Regions from separate parts of the Homo sapiens genome. Here region 2 is linked to region 1. A link is a loop called in an ENCODE intact Hi-C map of the cell type or tissue named here. Cell type or tissue: endothelial cell of umbilical vein. All regions are shown on one strand. Links, peaks and the distances in the headings refer to the core of each region. The heading gives the core; the rest is flanking DNA.

Evidence for each region. A loop is a pair of places that touch in the nucleus more often than their neighbours do. Peaks named below come from ENCODE experiments on the same cell type or tissue, not always from the same donor. Only the 100,000 strongest peaks of a DNase experiment are listed, where the experiment ranks them.
Region 2: it touches region 1 in a loop (3-fold over the local background); 5 of 110 quality-filtered maps call a loop at or near these places.

Annotation. Positions count from the first base shown.
Region 1 is chr2:43,173,195-43,176,099 of GRCh38, reverse strand. It overlaps LOC124907755 (a long non-coding RNA gene), which reads left to right and starts at 525. Exons shown (of 2, transcript XR_007086298.1): 1 at 525-2,048. RefSeq lists an enhancer at 1,818-1,897. In endothelial cell of umbilical vein, for the core only: no CTCF peak of the experiment used is centred there; a DNase peak (open chromatin) is centred at 1,539; H3K27ac peaks cover 2,383 bases.
Region 2 is chr2:42,960,299-42,963,203 of GRCh38, reverse strand. The region is part of intron 2 of LOC112268413 (a long non-coding RNA gene); the gene reads right to left. Among named protein-coding and RNA genes, the nearest start is that of LINC01819, 78 kb to the left of the region's middle. In endothelial cell of umbilical vein, for the core only: no CTCF peak of the experiment used is centred there; a DNase peak (open chromatin) is centred at 1,593; H3K27ac peaks cover 1,827 bases.

The DNA.
Region 1 (2,905 bases), core at 86-2,585:
AAAAGCCACAATGCAAAGGAGGATAACTATCTTGCTGTTCAGTTGAGAAAGGTTGAAGGCTGAGTGGGGCATTGAGGCTGCTGAGAAAAAGGGATTGCTCAGAGAGGTAGAAGATCTGGCTTCAGCCCTGGTCTGGTCTCTTCTTCAGGAGAATAATCATTGCTTGACCTCCTCTGACCATCTGCTGCCAGTGAAGCCAGAAAATGGTGATTCACCCAACAGATGCCAATTGAGCCCCTCCTAAGTGCAGGACCTATCAGTCCTGAGACCCAAAAGGGGCAAGACATTTTCTGACCTCAGGGAGCTCAGGTCATTGTGGTCCATAATCCTCAAACAGTTAGCAATGTCACACATGCTGCCTTATCCCCTCCAACCCTCCAACAGCTCTTAGAGGAGTTTTCATATAGACTCTTTTCTGATTGTTTAGGCAGAAACCTCTCCCTGCCTCCATCCTTCTCTTGCCCCTGAGAGGCTTTGAGACTCATCTATCTTCATATGTACATTTCCCACAGGACCAGGTACAGTACTGAGTATATTACTAAGTAGTCATTTAGTCTTTGCTGAGGCTAATTAGTAATAATGGAGAAAAACTGTTCTCCCGCTGACCTTGAATCCAGACCACAGACAAATTCCTTAATTTATCCAGAAGTTTTCAAAAGGTGCTATGGGCCCTAGAGTCCCTGTTAAAGAATGAGGCTGACCAGGTGGTCCCATTCTGTGAGACCACAGGGCTGTTACTGTAGGCTCAGAAATGATGACCTTGCTGAGCCTTTAAGGCCACAACCCTGTGTACTGTGGACAGAGTGATCTCTGAAGGCTGCCAGTCACTCCAAGTGAGCCAATCAGCACAAGCTATCTGGAATTAAAAGCTATATTAAGTTATGAATGAGAGGGCTCCTGTGAGGATGGGATCTGGTGTCCTGTATTACCATAAGCTCTACGCTGCTCTAGACTTTGATTGTTGAGGCAGCTGAGATACAGGCAAGCCCAAATCTAGAGCTTGGAAAGGACCCTGTGAGGCTATTCTAGTCCTTTGGGGGCCTCAGTGCAGGTAGCTCTGGAGTGAGAAATGGGGTAGGACCTGGGAGCCTCAAGTGGGAAGTGACTATGGGGGGTCAAACATGCTGGAATGCATTTTGAGGGCTGTTTTTATTTCCTGGACTTGTATGTTTTTATTTCCTCTTTGCCCTTCCTTAGGATTTACTAAAGCTCTTTGGGAAGTTTCAGCTGCTTCAGCTGTGTGTATGTGTGTGTGTGTGTGTGTGTGTGTGTGTCAGATCTTCGGTGTGAGGTGATGGACAGAGGACAGTGAGGGATTTGCTGGGGGTGAGGTTGAGCTTGTATCAGTATCAGGAAGCAGAAACTCTGGGTTTTATGGTCGGGGGGCAGGGGTTTTTCTCTTCCCCTCCCAGACCCTGTTGCAGCAGTGAGGCGGCCCAGGTCATGACGGGGATTATTTCTTCCTTTCATTTCTGGCAAAAGCTACAGGAGGGGAGTTCCCCTTCTCTGTTTGTTTTGATTCTGTTGTTTTCTTAAAGAGAGGAAGGAAAACCATCATCACTTTTTCGGTTTTGTGAACAATAAAGGCAGGCTGAGAGGATGTTCGCCTGGGCTGGGGCTGTGGGGGCTGGGCCAACACCTCCTCCTCTTTCCCTCTGGCAACCCTTCTCCTGGCAGCTCGGCGCCTGGGGAGACCCCCAGAACACAGATCAGGCCACGTTGTGGGGTCAAGTTTAAGTGCCGGCTCTGCCTTTTAACTGCTTTTCACTGGTCTGAGGTGTATCTGTATAAATGGGAGTCATAGGGTTGTTGAGATTAAAAACAAAAATACTCGCTTGTAAAAACACAGTGCTGGGCCTACACTAAATGTCCCAGAAATGTCTTTCCTTTGCTTCCTTCCACTGGGGGGGTCTATATCATGAGCCCAGTGGTATGGTATACCCAGGGCCACCCTCCTGTCTTCCTGCTTGTCCACCCAGAGCCGGCTTCTTCCATGGCAGGACCTGCAAATGCTGGACTCACAGAAGGCTCTGAGAAGTAAATAACAGGTGAGGCTGGGGGTGCCTTCTTATTTCTTGGGGTTGTCCCCAGTCTGTTAAGAGACAGTCTAACCTTGCCTTTGAATTTCTTTTTCTTTTCTTTTTGAGATGGAGTTTCCCTCTTGTTGCCCAGACTGGAATGCAATGGCGCAATCTCGGCTCACTGCAACCTCTGCCTCCTGGGATCAAGCCATTCTCCTGCCTCAGCCTCCCAAGTAGCTGGGATTATGGGCACCTGCCACTACGCCCAGCTAATTTTTTTGTACTTTTAGTAGAGACGGGGTTTCACCATGTTGGCCAGGCTGGTGTTGAACTCCTGACTTCAGGTGATCCACCTGCCTTGATCTCCCAAAATGCTGGGATTATAGGTGTGACCCACTGTGCCCAGCCCTTGAATTTCTCCTAGCCCTTCAGTTCCTCAAGCTTCATGCCTCCCAAGGTTGCACCCCCCATGGCCTGTCCTGCAGTCCTGGGGCCCTTCTCTGAGGGGATGAAGGGGGCACTTCCCTGAACAGAGAGAAAGGGAGACCCACACCACTTGGATTAAACTCCCTGGGCCCCAGCTGGCTCTGCAACTTGGCCAAGAAGCCCTATCTCCTAGGGCCTCAGTGTCTTAGTCCGTAAAATGGTTCCTGAACTTTTAAAATACAAACACTCTTTTGTAGAGTCGAAACACTTTGCAGACCTGCACTCTGTGGCAGTACTTGTACTTTTAAAATCTTTTGATTAAAAAAAGGACAAATGGGCTGGGCGTGGTGGCTCACCCCCATAATCCCAGCACTTCGGGAGGCCGAGGCAGGCGAATCATGAGGTCAGGTGATCGAGATCATCCTGGCTAACATGGTGAAACCCCGTCTCTACTAAAA
Region 2 (2,905 bases), core at 131-2,630, 210 kb after region 1:
CATAGGGTTCATTATTGTGTGGGCCTGTCTGGGGCAGATCATTGAAAGATATTAGGTTGGTTTTATCTGGGCATCTTAGGGATGCAGCAGAGAGGGTGATATGGCAGACCTCAGGAGAGACTGGTTGGGGGAGAGGAAAGAAAGGGGTGGAAGCGAGGGATGGAGGACAGGGAGGGAGGAGGGAAGAGGGGGATGGAGTGGGAGCCCGCTCGTGCATCTCCTGCTGACCTTGTTCTTCCTACCTATCTTCTCACCTCCTCCTCACAACCACCTTACAAGTCGGCAAATGTGTGGCTCTGAGAGATTACACAACCTTGCAGCAGATACATGGTCCCTAGGGAGTCAGGCTGGACTCTGTTTCCTCTACCTTTTCTCCCTCCAACTCTGAGTATTTTCAAACGAAATAAGCCTGGGAAGCGGGGAAGACTCAGAGCTGTGAATACATTTTTTTGTTTTCTGAGCTCATTCGGCTTTGACAGGAAGCTTGGCTGCGTGCGGGCAGGCGTCTGAGCCCTCCCTCAATGGTGCTTTTTAGGCATGCCTTTATACAGAATGTAAAGAGTCGCAGTTATAAATATCAGCGGGCTTCTGTGGCCCACTCCGTCCCTCAGCCCCCACGCCCAGCTGGGATGTCCTGGGACTTCCCGCTTGCCCTCCTCCCCCAACCCCTCCAGCCAGTACCACCCTCAGTGCATCTGGGAAGGGTGGGAACCGTGATGCGCCTTGGGCTGGGAAACCAAGGGGGAGTGAAACCCAAAACTGAATTTCTCCTTTTTCGGAAGAAAGGTTGTTTTCAGTGTCAGGAAACCCATAATCCTACAGCCAGCTGTGAAGATTCCAGAATGCCTCTCACTTTACAGGTGAGGAACTAGAGGGCCCCCTGGAAAGCTTATGAACACCCTGACCCCAGAGCTCACCCTCCCTCACTGGGAAAGAAAGTCCCTCTTTTCACTTTGTCACCCCCACCCACCTCCCAAGGCACCCACAGCATGGTCACTCTTTGATGACTGTTTGTATTATAAGCGGCTCCTCCAACTCTGTTCTACAGTCCCCTCCATGGATGCCCTGGAGGGAGGAGGCAGGCGAGACGCGGTCCCATTTTACAGACGGCCAAAGAGTTGAGTGACTACACAGCTCATCCCAGGAGAGCTGCCTGGCCCTGCTTCCTGATAGCCGGCCTGTGCCCCTAGACCTCCCCCGACCCCACAGGCCCCCTCCCCCTCCCTGTATGCACCCCCTGTCCCCTCACTGAGGCCCAGGAGCACAGTTGATTTAGAATTTCCTGCCCTTCTGACAATCTGCGTGCACAAAACGGGCTTTCTTTAAACCGCTTCGAAGGGCATCTCCTCCAGCCCCTTCCCCTGCCTTCATTAAACGCCTCGTCTGAAGCAGGATAAATCTTCGGTGATTAGAAGCATGCTCCTTGTTCCTGTCCCTGCCCCGATGGGAAGCGCATTTCTCAAAGGGTTAATTAACAGCCTTCACACAGGCCGCATTTAGCAACGAACACAAAGCCACACACATAAATAACGTCTGGGGCGGAAGAAGAGGGTGCAGATGGTTTGTGACTTTGCCGTCCAGAGTTTTCTAAACCGGTGTGAACCACGTCCTGTCGGGACCAGGACCATGAGTCAGGGTCAGGCTTTAAGGTGGGCCAGGCCAGAGACGCTAGTGGCCAACTTGGTGCTCTTTGAAAGCAAGTCCTAAAGGAAAACAGAGCGTGGAGCCAAGATGTGGGGAGAGAGGGAGGGGACGGGGTAGGGAGGAGGGCCTGCTGGCTGACCTGGAGAGAAAAGAGCCAAAGAGAGCCAGAGATGCGAACCGGGAAGAACCAAGCAGGAGGCCAGAGACATTGAGTCCCAGCTCCCTGCAAAGTAGTGCTGAATTTACCAGGGGCTCCACCCAGAAATTCAGACCCTGGGGCATAGGGTCCCACTCTGGCCCTGTAGTGAGAGTGATGGCAAGACATCCCCAGCCTAAGAGGAGTTGTGTGGGGCTGAGAAAAGGGTTTCAGGAAGGATAGCCCTGAGGAACCCTGGAAAGTTCTGGAAGTGGCACAGTGATATTCGCAGTATTCCGCCTCATCCATGCATAGGGTCTGTTCCTCTACGCAGCCTTCAGCTCCCCTGGGGGCTCATATGCCCCTTCCCAAAGCTATGGGAACACATCTGAGGTCTCAAAATGCATGGCAACAGGAACACAGGATTCACTTTACAGAGATCAGCACTGTTGCAAGGGATGCCTGAAGCCAAAACAGAGGAAAACGAGAGCCAAGAAGCAGAGGGAGCGATGCAGATGTGCACTGGACATCCACAAACCGCAACAGGAATGGGGAGAGGAGAGAAGTGATTGGAAAGCCAGTTTTTGGCATTCGGCTGGCTGCCATTCTCTTCACCTTTGTGGTCCCTCCAGTTTGCCCTCCTCAGCCCTAAGGGGTCCTCCCCTACTCGGAGAGGCCCTCACCATGCTCACTCAGACCCTCTCCTCCTAGGAGCCAGGAGGTGGGACATGGGGAGGGGGACAGTGAGTCCTGAATGGATTTCTGCCCTGGAGGTGAGGGCACCCCTGGTGCCAGGGAGAGGCCCTACCACAGCACAAACTGGGCTGCCCTTCCTGACCCAGGGATGAACCAGCCTGGGCACTCAGGCCACGGCTGTCTCCCTGTGCCAGGCTCAGCGCCCTGGGGATGAGGGCGCAAAGAAAGAGACGGGGCCGACAACACAGGCCCAACAGCAGGCCCTGTGTCTGGGAGCGGCAGTTTCTCCCCAAGTAATTTTCCACAGTTTGGCTTTTCCTCCACACACAGGCTTGCTCACAGAGTTCAGATGGTGGCTGGTCCTCCAGAGGGTTACTCTGGGCCACTCACCTGCTCGGTGACCCCACCTGCATTGATTTCTGCCCTCAT